Linked DNA regions of Homo sapiens: region 1 is linked to region 2. A link is a loop called in an ENCODE intact Hi-C map of the cell type or tissue named here. Cell type or tissue: Calu3. All regions are shown on one strand. Each heading gives the region's core, and the rest is flanking DNA. Links, peaks and the distances in the headings are about the cores only. Region 1 overlaps LOC105371750 (a long non-coding RNA gene). Region 2 has its middle 160 kb from the start of LHX1-DT.

Evidence for each region. A loop is a pair of places that touch in the nucleus more often than their neighbours do. Peaks named below come from ENCODE experiments on the same cell type or tissue, not always from the same donor. Only the 100,000 strongest peaks of a DNase experiment are listed, where the experiment ranks them.
Region 1: it touches region 2 in a loop (4-fold over the local background); 5 of 110 quality-filtered maps call a loop at or near these places.

What each region holds. Positions count from the first base shown.
Region 1 is chr17:36,712,839-36,718,217 of GRCh38, forward strand. The region is part of intron 2 of LOC105371750 (a long non-coding RNA gene); the gene reads left to right. Among named protein-coding and RNA genes, the nearest start is that of MRM1, 110 kb to the left of the region's middle. In Calu3, for the core only: no CTCF peak of the experiment used is centred there; no DNase peak of the experiment used is centred there.
Region 2 is chr17:36,775,934-36,781,312 of GRCh38, forward strand. No RefSeq gene overlaps it. Among named protein-coding and RNA genes, the nearest start is that of LHX1-DT, 160 kb to the right of the region's middle. In Calu3, for the core only: no CTCF peak of the experiment used is centred there; a DNase peak (open chromatin) is centred at 2,708.

The sequences.
Region 1 (5,379 bases), core at 168-5,167, 63 kb before region 2:
ATCCAGTCCATCCTCTTCTTTGCCACTGCCACCACCTAGGGTGAGTCCTTGTCCTTTCTTGCCACCTCTCTGGTCTCTCTCCTGGACTCTCTTCCATTGAGAGCCAGTGATCTCTCTGCTACACAGACCTGATCATCACCCCAACACTCCACCAGCTCAAAATCCATCAGTGATCTAAGTGGTGGGATTTGGGGTGAATTTGTTTGCACTCAGCTTGGAATTTTTAATCATTGTTTGAATTCTTTATAATAAGTATGGATCATACTTGCAAAAACAGTAGGATGATTTTATTTTAGAAAAAAAAATCTGGGTTGAGATGCCCAGCTGTGCCAAGATGCTAATAGTGGTTAATTCTAGGTGGTGGGACTATGGGTGGTTGTTACTTTTTACTCTATATTGAAGTATATGTTTAAAGTTTACAAAATCATTTAGTCCTTCTTTTTTGCTTGTTTGTAACCTGAAACCCACTCACTCCTCCTCTGAGCTCTCCTTTTGCATAGTGACATCATTTATTAGGCACCTACTGTGTACAAGTCACTCTTAAAAAATAGTACTGGATTTAAGCCATATGTTGAACCCATTTCATGGATGAAGGAACTAAAGTTTCAGAGTTTATGGAGGAATTTGCCTGGGGTCACAGGGCTGGAGCGACAGAGATGTGATTAGGACCAGCAGTCTGCAGCCAAACTTCCAGTTTTCCTTTACACTCCAGTCTCCTACTCAGCACATTGTTTTTTGTTTTTTTTTTTAATTTTTAATTTTTATTAAAAAAGATTTTTTTTTGAGACAGGGTCTTTCTCTGTCACCTAGGCTGCAGTAGCTTACTGCAGCCTCGACCTCCTGGGCTCAAGTGATCCTCCTGCCTCAGCCTCCCGAGTAGCCGGGATGACAGGCACGCTCTACCATGCTCGGCTAATTTTTGAATTTTTTGTAGAGATGAGGTCTCGCTATGACCCAGGTTGGTCTCAAACTCCTGGGCTCAAGTGATCCTCAATCTTATCCTCCCAAAATGCTGGGATTATAGACATGAGCCATGGTGCCTGGCCTCATTGGCTCTTTTATTTCTTTTTTTTAATACTTCTTTTTTTTACTTTTTTTTTTTTCCGAGACAGGCTCTTGCTCGATCACCCAGGCTTGAGTGCAGTGGCGTGATCACGGCTCACTGCAGCCTTGACCTCCCGGGCTCAAGTAATCCTCCTGCCTCAGCCTCCCAAGTAGCTGGGATTACAGGCATGTATCACCACACCCAGCTAATTTTTTTAAATTCTTTTTTTTTGTAGAGACTAGGACTTGCTATGTTGCTCAGGCTCATCTCAAACTCCTAGACTCAAGTGGTTCTCCTGCCTTGGTCTCCCAAAGTGCTGGGAATGGGCGTGAGCCACCGTGCTGGCCTCTTTTATTTTATCTTTCTTTTCTTTTCTTTTTCTTTTTTTTTTTTTTTTTTTTGAGGCAGAGTCTCACTCTGTCACCCAGGCTGGAGTACAGTGGCAGGATCATAGCTCACTGCAGCCTTGACCTCCCAAGGTCAAGCAAGCCTTCTCACCTCAGCCTCCCAAGTAGCTGGGACCACAGGCATGTGCCATTGCCCCCAGCTAATTTTTCTGTCTTTGTTTTTTGTTTTTGTAGAGGTGGGGTCTCCCTATGTTGCCCAGGCTGTTCTCGAACTCCTGAGTTCAAGCCATCCACCTGCCTCAGCCTCCCAAAGTGCTGAGATTACAAGCATGAGCCACCATGCCCGGCCCTCTTTTATTTATTCACACCAGCATAGTACTTGGCTTATTCTAGATGTTCAATAAATGTTTATTATTACACACAGGTGCTTCCTAAATCTCACTTCTATGGTGGGAAATTTTTGAAATACTGACTTTTTTCTTCCTTCGTAACATCCCTTCCTTTTACCCCTCGGTATCGTTGCCTCAAAGGACCTCAGAGGATGAGGCCTGTGCCCAGGCAGACCCCTGAGAGCCAAGAGGGTGTGGCTGAGAGGTGGCATCTAGATAGCTTCATGGAGAATCCAGTGCCTCAGCAGGAGGAGCAGACCCCCTAACGTGCCTTCCATCATGACCTGGAAGGACACAGAACTGAAAGTGCCACTTGGACAAGAAAGAAGATCCTCTTAGAAGGCACCTGGGTGAACAGATCACATGGACGATCACGTGATACTCTCCCCACCCAGCCTCCAGCACTACAGAAGCCCTCCCAGACTTAGACGGAAGTCTAGGGAAAGGACGAGAACTCCGAGGAAATTCAAAAATCACTGAGACTGAATTTTTTTTCCACTGCCAGTGGCACAAGGACTCAGCATGGAAATTAAATTGCATTAAAGAAAAAATGTTTTATCATAAGAGTCTCCGGACTGAGACTTTTACTACACTGCCCCTATCTGGGCATTTGCTCGGCTGGAGAAACACATTTCAGGGTGGCACTGGCCTCTGAGCATGCGGAAGGAAGTGTGGAATTCTAAGCCACCTACTGAGGGCAGGGAGGTACTGGGAGTTCGGAACCCAGAAAAGCAGACAAACATCCTGAGGCCAAAGTTACGGAGACTGATAGGTGTTCTCCCCACCGGGAAGGTCTCCCCTTCTGTGTGTGGAGGTGGCAAGGAGGGCCCTCTTGTTGGCAAACTTAGAGCTTCCTCCCAAGGTATTTTGGACCCATTACGCTCTCAAACAGGAACCTAATTAAATATATATATTTATATATATATTTATAAATATATATATTTATATATATTTATAAATATATATATTTATATATATATTTATATATATTTATAAATATATATATTTATATATATTTATAAATATATATATTAATATATATATTTATAAATATATATAAATATACATATACATATATATTTTTTTAAGGGATGGGGTCTCTCTATGTTGCCCAGGCTAGTCTCAAACTCCTGGGCTCAAGCTGTCCTCCTGCCACAACCACCCAAAGTGCTGAGATTACAGGCGTGAACCACTGCACTTGGCCCAGGAACCTAATTTAGACCCAGAATTCCACACCATTGACCATGGAAAGAATGATCTTGGCCTGAGAAACTTTTAGAGCAGATATGACGAGTTGCCTATGTCTGCATCGTTAGTGCCCTGGTGGACTCTCTCCTTCTAAGCAGCACAGCTCCCTGGGGGACCTTCAAAAAGAGTGAGCCATGAAATGGCCCCCCAGGGGATAAAAAAGAAGGGAGTCTGCTGAATGAAGTTACTTACCAGTGACCCTGCCAATTTGAGCCTCCGCCCGGCAAGGACAGTGAATTTGGCTTTGCCATGGTTGATGCTGTCAGAGAGAGCTTGGGCGGTGGGATAGGGAGGGGCCGCGTTAGTGGACCAGCTGGGTGGCTGAGATGTGGTGGGAACATCACTGTGCTCTAGTTGCAAAGTCTGGTGCCAGTTTTCACTCTGCTCTTACCAGCCTGGCCTGAGAAACCCACTGCCTCTTTCTGAGCCTTGGTGCCCTCCGTTAGACATAACTGCCTCACATGGTTGTGGGGAGGGCGCTTGGTAAGCTCTTGGTGACTTCCCCTAAGAATCTGTCATCCTATTTCACTAGCAGCAGCCTCATCCAGTCTTAGCTGCAACCCCGTGTCACCCGTGGAAATCCCGTTATCCCATGAAAATGCTGTGATTCAATGCAATTAGGATAAAGAGGGACCTGGGGGCTACCACCAGTGGTTACACTGCAGCTGGAAAGCAAGTGGCCTCTTTACTACCAGTAAGCGCGGGGTGTCCTTCAGCCGAGCCAGTCAGGACGCTGGTACTGGGCCTCCTGGATGACCCTACGCCTTCTTTAAAGCCAGATAGCCCATATTCCCGGCAAACACTTTCATTATGCTCTTCTTTTGGGGCGTGGTGAGGTTAGTGTTAATTGCGGGGCTGTTCATAATAAATCAGCTCTGAGCCTGGAATTTTTGTTTTTGTTTTTGTTTTGTTTATTTTATTTTATTTTGTTTTATTTTATATTTTTGAGACAGAGTCTCCCTCTCTTGCCCAGGCTGGAGTGCAGTGACACGATCTCGGCTCACTACAACTTCCACCTCCCAGGTTCAAACAATTCTCCTGCCTCAGCCTGCCAAGTAGCTGGGATTACAGGTGCCCGCCACCATGCCCAGATAAATTTTTTTTGTATTTTTAGTAGAGACCATTTAGTGAAACCACTTAGGTTTCACCATTTTGGCCAGGCTGGTCTCGAACTCCTGACCTCAAGTGATCCACCCACCTCGGCCTCCCAAAGTGCTGGAATTACAGACGTGAGCCAAGGTACCCGGCCAGTTTATTATTATTTCAGAGACAGGGTCTCACTCTGCCACCCAAGCTGACCTGCAATGCTACCATCATAGCTCACTGCAGTCTCAACTTCCTGGTTCCACCTCAGCCTCCCAAGTAGCTGGGACTACAGGCATATGCCACCACGCCTGGCTAATTTTTGTGGGTTTTTTTGTTTGTTTTTTGTAGAGATGGGTTCTTGGTATGTTGCCCAAGCTGATCTCAGACTCCTGGGCTCAGCCAATCCTCCCACCTTGGCCCCCCAAAGTGCTGGGATTACAGGCATGAGCCACCACAGCCAGCCATTTTTGTTTTAGTTGGAATATGCACAGCAAGAAAGCCACTGGGGCATCAGCCTTTCCTGTACATTACCTCATTCCATCCTTACTACGCTCTGCTGAGGCAAGGTAGGCAAGCATTGTTTTACCTTTTCAAATCTATTTTGTATCTCTCCATCACCTCTGCCATCTTCCTAGTCCAAGCCACTGTCAATTTTTTTTATTAAGGTTTTCTAAGGTATAGTTTATATTTAGTGAAGTGCACAAATCCTAAGCATACAGCTGGATGAAGTTTTACACCCAGGTAACCACTGCTGAGATCAAGCTATACATTCCCAGCTTTATAGCAGGCTTCCTCTACCTCCCTACAGCCATTATCCCTCCCAAGGATAACAGCTATCCTGACTGCTATTCTTACAGATTCCTTCTGCCTGTTTTTGAACTTCATATAAATAGCACCATGCAGCGTGTCCTCCCTTGTGTTGTGAGATTCACCCATGTAGCATGCATCAATCGAGTCGTTTGTTCTTTTTAACTGCTGCATAATGTTCCATTATGTGAATAGACCATAATTTATTTGTTCATTCTATAACTGGTGGACATTTGAGTTGTTTCCAGCTTTCAGCTATTACAAATAAAGCTTGTGTCTTTTAGCGGACATTATGCTAGGTCATAGAGTACATTTATTTTTAGCTTTAAAAGGTACTACCAAATATTTTTTTCCAAAGTAGTTACATTGATTTACATTCCCCCCTGCAGTGTATGTGAGTTTCGGGTGCTTCACAACCTCATCAACCCTTCTTGGTAGTCTCGGTCAGTCTTGTAAA
Region 2 (5,379 bases), core at 157-5,156:
GGAGGCAGAGGTTGCCGTGAGCCAAGATCACACCACTGCACTCCAGCCTGGTACATATACACCATGGAATACTACTCAGCCATAAAAAAGAAAGAGATCATGTCCTTTGCAGCAACATGGATGGAGCTGGAGGCCATTATCCTAAGTGAACTAACGCAGGAGCAGAAAACCAAATACTGCATGTTCTCACTTGTAAGAGGGAGCTAAACATTGCATAGATATGAACACAAAGAAGGGAACGACAGACACCGGGGCCTGCTGGAGGGTGGAGGTTGGGAAGAGGGAGAGGACTGAAAAACCCTCCATCAGGTACTATGTTTATTACCTGGGGATGAAATAATCTGTACACCACACTCACGTGACATGCAATTTACCTGGATAACAAACCTGCACATGTACTCCTGAACCTAAAAGTCAAAATTACATAAATAAATAAATGTTCCGGCCCCTTTATGGCTCAGGGTGGCCACATGACAAAGTCCTCACCAATGGAATGGGAGCAGAAGTGATGTGTTGCAACTTCCAGGCCTGGCTTTTAAGACACAACTCATGCGCACTTTTGATTCTTTCTGAAGACATGACGTGGGCAGGCCAGTGTGACCGTGTAGACAAGAGCATCACCAAGGGGTAATAGGGGAAACCTCATGGAGGGAGCCAGGCTCTTGTTTGGTTGTGTGGGGTGGAGCAGCCCTCCTACCCACCCTGTTACATGAGAACAAGGAAACCTTTCTGTTCTTTCAGCCAGTGGACGCTTTCTTACAGCAGCTCAGCCTTTTGCCATAACGAACACAATGTCTCTATGTGGGTAGGGGCAGAGGGGAAAATCAAGTGACTCCTCAATGTCGAGTTTTGAGGGTTTCTGAGGGCTAGCTTGCCGTTCCTCTCACAAGAAGCTCTGTCTTTCACCATTCTCCCTGGGTGATGGCTATCAGCCCATTAAAATGCATGGAAGGTCCCTATTTTAAAAAAAGGAAAAGGAAGGAAAGAAGGAAGAGAGGAAGGGAGGGAGAAAGGGAGAAAGGTAAGGGAAGGCAAGCATAAAGCCAAAGAAAGATCCCTAGGGTCACAGAGCTGTAGGAAGTCTTAGCGATGACCTTGTCCACCTCCAACCCTCCCAGTTACCTCCCCCATCCCCCCTTTTTTTGTATTTTTTTTTAGTAGAGATGGGGTTTCACCATGTTGGCCAGGCTGGTCTCGAACTCCTGACCTCAAGTGATCCACCCACCTTGGCCTCCCAAAGTGCTGGGATTGCAACCGTGAGCCGTCGTGCCTGGCCCTCACCCTGCCCTTTTTATAGAAGAGGAAAACAAGTCTCAGAGAGGTATTGTCATAACATAAACAAAATGTTTGGGGGTTGGGGAAACAAGAAGGTGAGGGCGTGTGTGCTGTTGTCCATGGTCCTGAAACTTCTCACACTACAAGTCATTATTTTTCTCTCTCTGGGACCTTGATGATTCCTGTTTGTTCTCTTCCAGGAATTCTGAATCAAGGAAGAGGAGAGGGGGTCGTGGGGCAGAAGAGAGGTCACTGACAGAGAGGGGCACAGGGGCAGAAGCTGTCCAGAGGCATAGCTGTGACAAGTTGTCAGGGAGAAGAAGAGAGACTTTTGTTTTGACATAGTTTTCAAACAATGGTGGTTGCCTGGAAAGAAACCAACCACTCTACAACTATAGCCTAAATACTAAATGACTGAGGAAGAATAAGAAACGTGTGTCTCAAATGATACAAAGCTGTGCATGTGTCAACATGAGCAAACTAATTCAGATGGGCACGTAGAACACAAATGGGAGGGGGGATGGGGTTGACTGTATTTATTCTTTGTTTTTCTTTTCTTGCCTGATGAAATATTTGTAATTTTTACACTGTCAGAAAGCAATCAAAACTGTGATTATGGTTCACAATTTTGACAGCTAGTTTCGTGTACTTTAAGTAGTTCTATTGTGTTTTAGACAATTTGAACAATTTGCTTTTCCCTTGAAAGTTGAGGAAAGACTGCACATGCCTTTAATTCCCACTAAACCTGTGTGGAGAGCAAACCATACAGCTGGCATTTGTTGAACTCTGCTCTAAGCAAGCATGTTGTGCTTAAGAACTCATTTATTCCCCATAACAAACCCAGGTAGATAGGTAGATAGGTGCCATCATAGTAGATGAGGAAATGGCGTGTCAAAGTAGTAGATACCTGGTCCAAGGCAGCCTGGCTCCACATCCTGTATTTTCAGCCCCTGGCTAGTCCAATTCTTGGTATCTTACTGGGCCACAGCAGAACCAGACATAGGCTTCCTGGTTCCCAGGGTAGACCCTTTCCTTCCTACCATCTTCATGCAGTACATCTCAGAACTGGGGTGTGTTTACCAAAGGGGTATGTAGTGCTAAGGAGTTGCACAGATCTGCACAGACTGAGGCACAGGACTGGTCTTAGAGGGAAAACCACAGGGAGGAAAGAGTGGGTTTCTCCTGAGACCTGAGCTCCAGCCCCACTTCATGGCCCAGAGAGCTCCGGCCAGGGAGGAATATCCAATTTCCAGGCATGGTTGAAACCGGAGCTGGGTGCCCCCACCAGCTTGCCTCCTGTGTTCCTCCTCCATGTGTGCTGAAGTGGAATAGGCGGAGGGCACAAGGGGAAGCATTGTTCCTGCCCCCACCTTGTGCAACCCAGCTCTCAGTGGAGCGTGGAGGAATTTGTGTAACTTTCCTGGAGGTTAAGAGCAGGTCAGTGCAGGGCTGCAGCCCAGGCTACTCTCCCAGCAAAGGGAGCCTCGGGCTAAGCCAGGCGGCCCCGTGGGAACAGAAGCACATACCTGCTGTCCATGCCCTGAAACGGGAGGGCAGCCTGAGCTGCTGGGCGTGAAGATGCAGATCCCAAATCCCCCAGCTGCCCTCCTCCAGCACAGGGGCAGATCACAGAAGCCTGAACTGACAAGGAACCTGGAAACAGGCAACCAAATTCCCACATCTGCCAGGTGGGCACACTCAGGCTCAGAGAAGAAAGAGGAGCTTTCATGAATCATGTACCTTCCTGAGTGCCATTCATTCATTCATTCATTCACTCATCATTCATTCATTCATTTAGCAAACACTTGTGGTGGAATGTCAAGGGCAGACACTATCACTATCCTAGAAGGTTCGATGTATTTCTTATTCTGGTTGGCATTCGGGAGAGACAATAGAGACTCAAAGAGGGCATGAGATCTTTCCAAGGTCACACAGCTGGTTTGAGGCAGGTCTGCTAAGTGTCAGCCTAAGCCTCTTTCCCCTGCACCAAACATGCAAGCATGTATATATGGTGTATGGAAAGTCAGACGGAAAAGTGGGTCCTAAGTCATTGGATCAACTCTCTTGTCTCCTGGCAAATGATATGACAGAGTCAATTCCACTCAACAATTGATTTGGTGTCTACTCTGGGCAAAATACTTAATTGATTCTCTTCTTCTGGGAAGATTTCCAGGAACCAACTAGGCTCCTGCATTGGGAAGTTAGTCCTGATCAAATCTTTCCTCCTTTAATTTAAGCCATTTTCCCATTTGTCATACACAGGATGTGAAGATAGCTTGTGTTTCAAGCAAAGTTCTTCATCATCACAGGAAGGCAAAAGGTTGGAATGGACCATGAATGTGGCAGGTGTTTTCACACTCTGGCACCTATAAAGAGTCAGAGCCCAACAGAGATTGGTGGGATGAATGAATGTACACAAAATTCAACATTTAAATGGCACTCCAAAGGTTTACAGAAGATGTTCATGTACACTCTTTCAGTCCACAAAGCAATCCTGGAAGGCAGGCACTTTATCCCCATGTCACAGATGGGAAAACTGAGGCTCAGAAAGCATAAATAGGTTGCTGAGGGTCACAGAGCTCATGGGCAGCCATGTTGAGATCCATACCTAGACCTCCTAACTCCTAGTCCAGCGCTGCTTCTGTGACGCCACATGGCTGAGGTACATGTATGTGGTTCTAGTGGGCAGTATTAATATAATGACAGTGGCAGCTGTGTTTCTCTGGCCTTTCTGCAGGGAGGGAAATGCTCAGCTGGTCTGAAAGCCATTTCTTCCTACCCTTGAGTGGGGGGTGGAAGTAGAGGAGGGACATCTATCTGGCCAGATGTGTTGGGAGGGAGGGTGAGTCCATGGCTTGGGTTAATGATCCTTGCCACCCACATCACTGGGTGGTGGGAACAGGTGGCCAAGACTGAGCTGACCAGTGGGACTAGGCTGAGCTAGGAGGCACCAGCTGCTGTCCAGATAAAGATGACCTTTCTTAGCCACAGCTCCCCCAGGGAGAGAGATATGGAGTATCTCATCCATGGTCTCCACCTTAGTGCAGACCCCTATCAGTGCTCAACCAGACCATTACAACTGCCTCGCAAACTGCCTCTGTACCTAACTTCATCCAGTCCCATGCCAGCTTCACACTGCTGGCAGAGCTGTGTTTATATGGCACAAATGTGTTGGTGTCACTTATCTTCAGAGAAGCCTTCAATCCTCTCCCCGCTGGTACACAGCCTAAACTCCCAAGCAGGCGCTCACTATTTGTCCCCAACCTACCCTCCTAAATCTGACCACAAAACTCCCCTTCAAGCCCCCATACCTCAAAGACGTTTCCCACCTCGACTCCATTGTTCTTGCTGTTGCCTTTGCCTGGGATGGTCAGGTACAGTGACTTGTGCCTGTAATCCCAGCATTTTGAAGGCTGAGGTGGGAGGATCACATGAGGCCAGGAGTTCGAGACCAGCCTGAGAAACAGAGCAAGGCCTTGTCTCTATTTTAAAAAATGAAATATTGCCGCTGGGCATGGTGGCTCACACCTGTAATCCCAGCGCTTTGGGAGGCCAAGGTGGGCAGATCACCTGAGGTCAGGAGTTTGAGACCAGCCTGGCCAACATGGCAAAACCCTGTCTCTACTAATAATATGATAATTAGCTAGGCGTGGTGGCATGCACTTGTAATCCCAGCTACTCAGGAGGCTGAGGCAGGAGAATCACTTGAACCCGGGAGACAGAGATTTCAGTGAGCCGAGATCGTGCCATTGCACTGCAGCCTGGGCAACAAGAGTGAAAATGAAACTCCATCTCAGGGGTCGGGGGAGAAGATTGCCCTTGCCTGGGATGCCTACCTCACACCCTGTTGGTCTCTGACACTGATCCCTCCTTCGTCTCAACTTGCAACTCAGTTTTCCTCTTGTGACATTTGCCCCCTTCTTACCTTGTGTTTCTGTGCCTTTTATCTCCTGCCCTAGACCAGGAGCTCCTTGAGTATCTCATTTAGTTCCCCCTGCCCCCCTGCATGGCACTTACTCATGGAAGGGGCTTAGGAGCATACAGTGGGCATGGGAAGGGGCTGGGAAGAGGGAAGGCAGGAGGGGGCATGCTCTCAGTCCAGGA